Regions from separate parts of the Homo sapiens genome. Here all the other regions are linked to region 3. The links are chromatin contacts, found by Hi-C or POLR2A ChIA-PET in ENCODE. All regions are on one chromosome and are shown on one strand. Each heading gives the region's core, a stretch centred on a gene start or an enhancer-like site at or near the end of the contact. The rest is flanking DNA. Distances are from core to core; before and after follow the strand shown.

Region 1 (3,126 bases), core at 244-2,743, 670 kb after region 3:
ACATGCGGCTCGCATCACTGCGACATCAGCGTCATTTCGCACAGTTCTGTGTCTGCGCTGGCCCTAAGTTATCAGCTACCCCTGCCAAGCGGGTTCCTCCAGGGAGAGTGACATGTCATCCATGCTGGTGCATCCTGCACCTGCGCCACGCAGGTTGTGACACAAAGCCAGGGTGATGGCGAGTGTGGAGCGGTCCTGGGGGCTTCCAGGGTGCGGCAGCAACAGAAGTGGAGCCTGACCCGTGGGGCAGGGCCCCCGAGGAGAGACCGAGAGCACCTCAGACTCCCGGCTCACGGGAGAGGACCCTAAAGGGGGACACGGGGGCAGCAGGCCAGCCTGGGAGCCAGGGCCAGGCTGGGGCGGGGAGAGGATGGCTGGGCCGGAAGGCGCCAGTCTCCAGGGTGACGCTGGTCTCAAAGCAAGAGGCCAGAATGGGCTTTTGTGTGCAGCAGATGGGGGGAGTGTGTTCCCAGGGGAGAAAGGGGTGGAGGCAGGAGCGGGCAGCAGGAAAGAAAGGACCATAAAACATGGCAGGGATGCCCGCCTTGCACCCTCACTAGGCAACAAATGGCTTTTACCCCAGGCCTAGGCCAGGGGCTGCACGCTCTGAATAGGGGACTGACTGGGGGCTCTGGGGCCTGAGAGAAGCACCCCATTGGGGTGGAACAGGTTTGCAGGCCTGCAGCCTTGTTCCCACGGCAGGACCTTCTCCCTCCTGGGTGAGAGGCAGGAGACGGCCAGGTGTAGTCGAAGGAAGAGTGATTCAGAGCCAGAAGCCCAGTTCTCTGAGCTGCAGACTCACCCTGCACTGTGGGCCTGCCCAGGCTGTGGATTCTGTGAATTCTGTGTCCCATCTCAGGGGCAGGCCTGGCTCTGAAGGGGAGCATTGGTTCTCGGGGGGTGGCCCTGCCTGACCCTGGCCCCACCTGTCTGTGTTTCAAGGTGAGGCCACTCGGGGTGGGCGAGGGCTCCTTTGATGGGCAGACAGCATGAGGGAGGGCGTCTTTTGAGGGGGACACTGCAGCGGGGCAGTGTCCTGCATGCTAGGCCTGGTGCCCACACATACCCGCTTTCTGAAAAAGGGGCTGAGGAGCCTGCCTGTGGGGAGGAGGTGAGGACCCCTCAGAAACCTCCAGGATTTCTCTCAGACCCCAGCGAAAGGCTTGTGCTGGGCCAGCCTTTGTGGGATGGGGGTCCCAGCCCCATCTCCCTTGTAGGATAGGCTGCAGGCTGAGCCAGAGCTCAGTGCTTTGGTGCAAAACCTGGGCAGGGGATGGGCAGGCAGCCCTGCAGCATGGCCCACCCACCACAAGGTGACCCCTGAACATTGCACCCGGAGAAGCTTCATCCTGTGACCTATGCCAGCCTGTGGGATGGACACTGGGTCCCTGTGCTTGGGACCCAGGCCAAGGAAGCTCTGAACAATGGGATATGCAGGGAGAAATCAGTTCGCAGACCCGCGGTGCCTGGCTCCTGGCCACTGCGATTGTGTGCCTGTGTGAGACGCCTTTACAGAGGGCACAGTGCATGCATGCATGTGTGTGTGTGTGTGTGTGTGTGTGTGTGTGTGAATCACTCCTGCTTACATACAAAACCTCAGAGCTCAAGCAAAACAAAAAGACTGAATGAGACCCATCCCACGAGGGGCACTTGAGAGCCTTTGCCTCTTGGTGACTCATCTCCCACAGGCAGCAGGAAACAAAAGAGATTCAGGGGTTTCCCCACAGTGTGTGTTTACGTCATTGTGAATCAATTATCTTCCACATGAAACATCACAATTTTCAAAATAGGAAGCAGTTTAGCAGATGTGTGTGAGTTCACAAGAACCTTTGGTTTTCACTGAAGAAACAGTCCTGGTGGATGGGCTGTAGCTGCCTGGGATGTCCTGTTCTATGTGTGTGTGCAGGCCCTTTGGGCAGCGTGGGGTGCTGGCCGCAGAGTGCACTGAGCTGGGACAGCTAGGCGCTGGCTGACCCTGTGACGGCTGCTCTCCAGGGGCCCAGATGCGTGGGTTCCCACTGTAGGCCAGGGACGGAGTAGCACTTCACCTGCTTCAGTGGCCCATTTCACAGATGAGGCCACAGAGGCTCAGAAATTACCCCCTCCAAAGTGTCAGGATTCAAACTGCATGAAGAGAGGTGTTTGCTGAATCCAAGAGGGGGCAGTCATGGGGATCTCTTGGGGGTCAGCCAGGTCACTGAGGCCCAGTGTGGCTGTGTGTGGCCATGGGGGAGTGCAGCTGGGACTGAGTGGTTGGAGGAAAGGCCCAGGGCATGTCCCCGCCCGACTACAGGAACATGCTGGGCAGGCGGGGACTGCAGGGCCAGGGCCAGCCTGTGGTTGTGACTGTAAGTCCCCCTCACCTGGGATCTGGGACCACAGGCCTCCCACATGGTCTCAGAAGGTCCCTTGGGGAACGGGGGGATTGAATGGGCGTTGTGAGTGAGCAAACGTGAAGCAGGGACTCCGGGCCTGACAGCGCTGGCTGCTCTCTTGGCCATCCTCCCCAGATGTACCGTCCCAGGTGTATTAAGTCCGCAAATCCAGGAAATGGCAGAGCCAGGACTTCCCCGGGCCCAGGGTGACCCCAAAGGCTCATAATGTGGTGCTAGAGACCAAGGGGAGTGACACCAGCTCAGGCACTGGGAGCATCACAGTGAGAGGCAGGCGGCACAGACCTGGCAAAGGAAGACAGAGCTAAGGAGAGGCCGGCCTAGCTCCCCACACAGATGTCACCTGGAAATGTGGTGACAACTCCATGACCCAGCAGGAGGAATTCTGGCCCCTGCACAGGAAGCTCAGAGCCAGAGGGGCCACCAAGGGGGTTTTCTCTGCTCCCTCGCAGCCAGACCCCAGTGTCTTCCAGGGGAGGGCAGCCCTAGTGGTCTGTCCACCCAAAGCCTGCCCCAGGCTGTCTGTCAGCAAATCCTGCCCAAGTGTTGGCTGGTGGCTTTCAGGGCTGCCCCACAGCCACCTGCTACTCTCATCCTCATTGGCAGCTGCAGCCTCCAGGGATTCCACACCCTCCCCAGCAGACAGATTCCAAGGGTACCAACTGTCCACAGGAGCCAGATTGGCCATCCCTTCCTAGCCTCTCCCTGCCCCTGAGAGTAAATCCCTTCCTCA
Region 2 (3,345 bases), core at 350-2,849, 920 kb before region 3:
TCGCTCACAGCCTGCTTTCTCCAAAGGAGGAGAAAAATGGGAACAAAATCTAATTGCACAAGAAAGTCTTCCCCGGGTAAAAGAGCTAGATAAGACGGTTCCCTGTATCTCTGCAGAACTTGGTCTTTTGCAAAGGACTTTCACCTGTCCTGCATTACCTAATTTGTCCGTCATATTCTCTAGTATTATTGTCCCCATTTTACCAAAGATTTTTGTGACTTCCCAAAGGTCACAGCAGTGATGTTCTGGAATATACCCAAACCTTCTGGGTTCTGGTCTCGTGCTCTTTTCACCATAATCTACCATGAATCCCCGAAACACAGAGAAGAAACATTCAGAGACCCAGAGCAATGCCCTCATACTGCTACAAGACTCTTCCACCTTAGTAAACTTAAGTGTGCAATTCTAGGGCAAGACTTGCCCTGGAGAGGGCCACAGGCAGTGGCACGGGTCGTGGGGGAAGGTTGGGAAGCTGCTCACGTGTTGCCCCCGACTTAGGACTCACTCAGGAAGATGATGGTCTGCCTCCTGGCGGTCCTGCTCTCTTCGCTCTCGGACTTCCTCAGCTGCGGAGGCCGCGTGCCCCCGGCCAGCGAGCCCTTCTGGCTTTTCATGAGCACCTGCATCATGTTCCAGCACATGAAGGCTACGGAGAGCAGGACCACGAGGTAGACCACGAAGGCGCCGAAGATGCTGGACTGGAACACGGTCCAGCGGCTGGAGAGGTTGGTACAGATGGACATATTGGAGGTCTCGGGCTGCTCGTGGTGGCGGGTGCTGGAGCGGTTGCAAGTGAGACCCCGGTGGCTGGGCACGTTCACCAGGGGGTACTCAGTACCCATGGCAAACAGCAAGGGCAGTGCCACCAGGGCGGAGGTGACCCAGACGAAGCCAATCAGCAGCTTCACCTGGCAAGGTCCCGACACAGCCTTGTACCTGAAGGGGTGACAGATGGCGATGTAGCGCTCAAAGCTGAGTGTCAGCACGTGCAGCAGCGTAGCGTAGCTGCAGGCCTCGAAGAGGAAAGTGTGCAGCTTGCAGGACAGGGTGTAGCTGGACGTGGTCAGGGGATTCCAGATGATGCTGTAGAACTCCATGGGCATGCCGATGAGGAACACCAAGATGTCCGAGCAAGCCAAACTCACCATGTGGTCTGTCACCTCCTTCTGCAAGTATCCTTTCTTCTGCAGCACCTGGGTGACCCGAATGGTGGCGCTGTTCCCCAGAAGGCCCATCACGAAGATGATCAGGTACACCAGAATAAGGGTGATTTTGATCCAGGTGGCCACCTCAAACTCGGGGACATGACTGTGATCAATGATTTGGGAGCAGTCACTGCCCGGGAGGCTGGGTGAAGCCATGAGAAAGAGCACCAGGCTACCAGGTCCAAAGACTTTCTCAACTTCCCTTTCTCCTCCCAGCAGCGTCCAAAATTCTTGGCTGCAAACTCACCTGCGTGGGCGCACGATTTTATCTCACTCGAGTTCTCCTCGCGAAGGTAACTTAGTATTTCAGGTGCTTTCATGGAAACTTGCTGGAGCAGCCCAACCTAGGAGAGGCCCAGGAGGCGCCTGGGTGTTGAGGTTTGGGAGTGTATGTGGCTGGGGCGAGGCGGGGAGAGGGCGGAGGAAGAACGTTCTAAACTCCTGGCTGGCTGGGAGTGAGACCGCAGCACCTGGCGCTCCGCCTCTGCCCCTCTTCGCCGAGGGCGCACTCCGCCTCGCAGCACTCCTCTTCCTTTCCAGCTGCCGGCACTTGAGAGCCCCGGTCCACATTCCCAGAGCACCCTCTCCCGAGCTGCGGGAGGCGGGGTGGTCAGCGATTAATCATTAACCACAGCGGATTGTGCTCAGCGGCCCGGCTGCAGACCCAGCCCAGCGGCGGGGTTTGACTCAGCACATAGGCACGGTCCCTGAAATCAGATCGTGGCTCTCGAGCTACGAGCGACCCACCCCCGCCCCACCCTCCGTCACCCAGGCGGCAGCCGCAGAGGCAGCTGCGGCGCTCCAACCCGACAAGCGTCCCAAGGAGGTGCAGCCCCGGGGAAGCTGGCGACCCTCCCGAGCTGGGAGAAAGACAAACTTCCTCTCGCCCGCACTGCCCCCACGTCCACCGCTGCCCTGGGGGCCCCCTTCGAAGGCGAGGTCACGGCCCGTTTGGTGGTGGCTTGACCGGGGCGTCCCAGAGGAGCCAGCAAGCCCTCGCCTCCTCTGTGGGGTGTTTGCCAAGGACAGCTGGGCTCTGCGCTGCTTGCAGCCGCTGCTCCAGGAAGTCGGCCCCAAGCAGGCTTGCAGGATTCACTATAGAATCCCTGCCTTTCCCCAGAGCCTGCCGGTGTTCTGCGCAGGGCCCTGCCTCGCCTTCCCACGGAGGGACGCGAAGACCCCGGGGTCTCTTCTTTCAGTTTCGCTCCAAGGTGCAGCCGCTTTCCCGGCAGCGGGACGTCTTTTAATTGGGGACATGTATATGGATGAGGATGGCACTCCGCCAGCAAGCCCCAGGTGGGAAGCATGCCCTCCGGAGGGAGCTGTGCCTAGAACGTCGAAGACAGCAGGAGGAGCTGAAGGCTCTGACAAGGCCGTCATGTAAAAACAGCATTAAGGATCATGACCTTTTCCCTCGAATGGACCCATTTTCGTCTTTTAATTCCACAATCAGAGGGAATGAGCAATGAAGGGGGAGGAAGGCTGCCTTATGCGTTCTAGGATGTTTAGCACCTGCATACACACATCCATAGGGACAGCCAAATGTCTCCAGACATTGCTAAATGCCCCTTGCCAGGGAGTGGCAAAGTCAAAGTCAGAACCTCTGCCTCAAAGGAAGAACATGGATCCCCTTTATCTGTACATTCTAGGGGCCTAGCACAAGCCCTCTGTGCTGAAAACATCTCTGAATTATCCCAATCGCCACATCGATGCAATCATTTTAAAGATGAAGCAATTCTGCTGTCTGGAGGACCTATGCTTCCCCAAGGCCATAAAAGAGTGAGTGAGAGCAAGGTCTTACTCAGATGTGGAATATAAAATAAAGTTAAATACATAGAAACAAAGAGTAGAAAGGTGGTTACCAAGGCCTGGGAGGGAGAGGAAATGGGGACATGTAGGTCAAAGGACAAAATGAATAAGTCTACAGATTTATCATACAGCCACAGGACAACAGTTAATAATGTTGCAATGTAGATTGAAAATTTGCAGAGAGAGTCCATTTTAGGTGCAACACACACAAAAAGTCACTGTGGAAGATGACAGACACCTTACTTTGCTTGACTGTGGTAATCATTTCACTTTGTATATCAAAACATCATGCTGCACACCTTAAATATATATGATTTTTAAAAAATGGTTA
Region 3 (2,971 bases), core at 368-2,867:
TGATCAAAGCAGCATTAAACTGTGGACTGCTGGATAAGTGCGGAGCTCTAGAGATGATGAAGGGGAGAGCATCTCTGCTCAGTAAAAGCTTTCATGGGCAGCGACTGAAAGAATGAGGCCCAGAGGAATTTCTAGGAACTTTCCAAGAGAGGAAATTCAAACCCGAGAACTCCCAAGAGGTGTCTCCCACACCCCTGTTCTCTGACCCTGCCATGGCCACCCTCCCCCGTCACAGGTCTCTGCGTGCCATGCACCTAGAGTCCACTTCGTCGCGACTCTCCAACACCTATTTTCTCCAGGAGCTGCTTCGGACCCGTTTGTTTTTTTTGTTTCGTTTTGTTTTGTTTTTCTGACAGCGACAGCCCTTGGGCAACGCTAATCATTCCAAGCAAATTCTGTCATGCCAAGACCTCCCTTAACAGCACGCGCCCACTTGTTTCCAACTCTCCTGCGAATTGGGCTTCGGGAGCCTCCGAAACCAAGGCTCGGAGATGTGGAGCGCACAGGGGAAGGGTCGAGCTGGGACCCACACCCGGCTCTTCCTCCCACACCGCCTGTTGAGCCCAAGGCTCAATTTCAACACAAAGCTCTCCTTCCCTCAATTCCTTCAACGACGGGTAACCTTCAACGAACACCTACCGGACCAGAACAGAGTGTACGAGCGGCGCGGGAAGGTGGCACAAAGGCATGGCCCAGAGGAGTGGCAGGAAGACTCAGCCGGGGCCCTCCACTCCCCAGCCTGCCCGGCCTGGGCAGAGCCGCCGGGCCGCCCGAGTCCTGGGGCTCGCGGAGGAACGGAGATGGCCTCCGCAGGGGCTCGCGGAAGCCCCCAGGGCGTCGGACCGTCTCACGCGCGCGTCCCGCGCCACTCACCTGTGGGACCCATAGCGTCGCCCGCTTCAGAGGTGGAAGCCGCCATTCCGCCACCGCGCCAAAACGTCGTCATCAAGCTGCGCGCAGAGCCACGCCCCGCGGCCGGGCGGGAAAAGCGCTTCTACCTCTTTGGGCCGTTACCTCAAAAGGTACGTGCGCAAAGCGAAGAAGGCCGGCCGGCCGGCCAGGGAGGGGAAATGGCGAGGCAGGAGTGCGGGGGGAGGGAGTGGTCCTTAGCTGAATGCGCCTGCGTTGTGGCGGCCTCTGGCGCCCCAAGGTAGGGCTCACGCACTTTCTCCCTAGCAAGGAATGCGCGTGCGCGTAAGCAGGGTTGTTGATTAGTGCCCCCCACCCCCCCCGAAGAGCGACCCCTAGTGGTGCACCGGTGCGGACCAGAAAATTGCACGCTTTCTTGAAACAGGTATTGACTGAGCGCCCAATGTATGCCTGGCACTGGGCTGGGTGCTGCCACCTAAGCGAGCACGACCAATGCAAGTCTATCAGGGACGCCCTGACCGCCAAGCAGCTGGCCCCTGCAGTCCGCCATGCCACTCCCGACGCCTAGCGCGCCGCTCAGCACACCGTGAGCGCCCACTAACTGTTGGGCTCCAATGACGCCGAGGAGGCGGCCCCGTCCCCGCGCTCCCGCCGCTCCCGCCAGGGCAGCCCGGGAGGCCAGACGCTGGCGCTGCAGGGAGAGGGCGGTGGGCGCATCCGCTAGGGGGCGCGGCGGGGCGGGGCGCACCTTTCGGCGGGCCTCGCGGATGGCGGCGCAGGGCGTAGGGCCTGGGCCGGGGTCGGCGGCGCCCCCGGGGCTGGAGGCGGCCCGGCAGAAGCTGGCGCTGCGGCGCAAGAAGGTGCTGAGCACCGAGGAGATGGAGCTGTACGAGCTGGCTCAGGCGGCGGGCGGCGGTATCGACCCCGACGTGTTCAAGTGAGCGGGGCGGGTGGGGGCCGCATGCTCGCCAGACACCCCCGACCTCTGCTCTCCGGGTACGCCCGGCCCGCTGGTCGGGAGGAGCCCCCGCTGCCCCCGCCCCCGTCCTTGTCCGGTCTTCAGGGAGGTGGCCGCGCCGGGCGGAGAGGGCTCACCGGCCCCGCGTCTGTCCCCGCCAGGATCCTGGTGGACCTGCTGAAGCTGAACGTGGCCCCCCTCGCCGTCTTCCAGATGCTCAAGTCCATGTGTGCCGGGCAGAGGCTAGCGAGCGAGCCCCAGGACCCTGCGGCCGTGTCTCTGCCCACGTCGAGCGTGCCCGAGACCCGAGGTCAGAGCTGGGCCCGCTGTCCCTGCCCCAGTGGCGGGGGTGGCGGGCGGGGAGGGGGCAGGCGCGGCACAGCGGCGGCGTGGCCCTGAGTGGCCAGGCCTGTCTGTCGGTCGGTCTAGGCCCAGCACCTGCAGGGCCCATCCGTGGGCTCTGCTCCTGGGCTTCGCTGCCAGCCTTAGGAGGCACGTCCAGGTCAGGTGGACGCAGAGTGCGTGCCCCAGGGTGGTCCAGGCTGGGTAGGGCTCCTCCGCTTAGCTCCTCCCCACCTCTTCACTCAGGCCTTCATCCTACAAAGTCGGGAATCAAGACGGTTTGGGGCTGGGCGCCGTGGCTCACGCCTATAATCTTTGGGACCCCACGGCGGGAGGATCCTTTGAGGCCATGAGTTTGAGACCAGTCTGGGTGACAGGGTGAGATCCTGTCTCTAAATGTTTTTCAAAAGACAGTCTCGATCTCTGTCCTGTGGTATACAGCATCCAGGGAAGTGCCCAGGGAGCAGGGCAGGCAGACGTCTTCCTGCCTTTACCCCACCTGGGCCCAGTTCCTGCCTCTGATGATTGCAGGAAGAGAGTTAGACGCGGAACTCCCAGGGTGCAGAGGCCTGCGGGGTCTGAAGGGCCTCCTCCCTCTCCAGTGTGGTGACTGGGCTGAGGAGATGCTGGGACTGAGAGTGTCATGGTGGAGCCTCCGTCCCTGCTCATCCTCTCCGCATGTTGCTTCTGCTCCCGATGGCTCTCTCTGAAATGCAGCACAACCTCCCAGGCCAATGGAAGGAGGCCCAGAGCTGGCTCCCTGCCTGGAAGCAGGAGGAGACCCTCACAGGCATCATGAGA

The links. A loop is a pair of places that touch in the nucleus more often than their neighbours do. ChIA-PET counts read pairs that join two places held with the same protein, here RNA polymerase II (POLR2A). Pooled maps may share reads with other maps.
Region 1: a loop to region 3 is called in a map of naive thymus-derived CD4-positive, alpha-beta T cell, with 4 times the contacts of the local background. The contact joins the enhancer-like site here to the promoter of MZT2A in region 3. A Hi-C loop is called at or near these places in 1 of 168 maps with a recorded cell type or tissue (naive thymus-derived CD4-positive, alpha-beta T cell) and 10 of 50 pooled maps. POLR2A ChIA-PET finds 5 or more read pairs at or near these places in 1 of 52 experiments (activated naive CD4-positive, alpha-beta T cell).
Region 2: a loop to region 3 is called in a map of Caco-2, with 6 times the contacts of the local background. The contact joins the promoter of GPR39 here to the promoter of MZT2A in region 3. A Hi-C loop is called at or near these places in 1 of 168 maps with a recorded cell type or tissue (Caco-2) and 1 of 50 pooled maps. POLR2A ChIA-PET finds 5 or more read pairs at or near these places in 1 of 52 experiments (H1).

The regions. Positions count from the first base shown.
Region 1 is chr2:130,823,183-130,826,308 of GRCh38, reverse strand. No RefSeq gene overlaps it. Among named protein-coding and RNA genes, the nearest start is that of ARHGEF4, 12 kb to the left of the region's middle. RefSeq lists enhancers at 44-619, 1,642-1,801, 1,962-2,011, 1,774-2,351, 2,352-2,927 and 1 more. Within about 2 kb of position 1,493, at least 3 of the 41 ENCODE cell types and tissues checked have a DNase peak (open chromatin) inside an H3K27ac peak, as active enhancers do.
Region 2 is chr2:132,415,059-132,418,403 of GRCh38, reverse strand. It overlaps GPR39 (G protein-coupled receptor 39), which reads right to left and starts at 1,599. Exons shown (of 2, transcript NM_001508.3): 1 at 506-1,599. The coding sequence starts at 1,361. It overlaps LOC124905948, which reads left to right and starts at 1,360. Exons shown (of 4, transcript XM_047446885.1): 1 at 1,360-1,498; 2 at 1,868-2,984. The coding sequence starts at 1,360. The coding sequence ends at 2,589. RefSeq lists a silencer at 1,674-1,968 and an enhancer at 1,674-1,968.
Region 3 is chr2:131,491,043-131,494,013 of GRCh38, reverse strand. MZT2A (mitotic spindle organizing protein 2A) reads left to right here and starts at 1,617. Exons shown (of 3, transcript NM_001085365.2): 1 at 1,617-1,807; 2 at 1,990-2,138. The coding sequence starts at 1,638. MIR4784 (microRNA 4784) reads left to right here and starts at 2,778; the gene lies at 2,778-2,854. It also overlaps the pseudogene SMPD4BP. RefSeq lists silencers at 677-866, 1,387-1,896 and enhancers at 699-1,492, 1,493-2,286.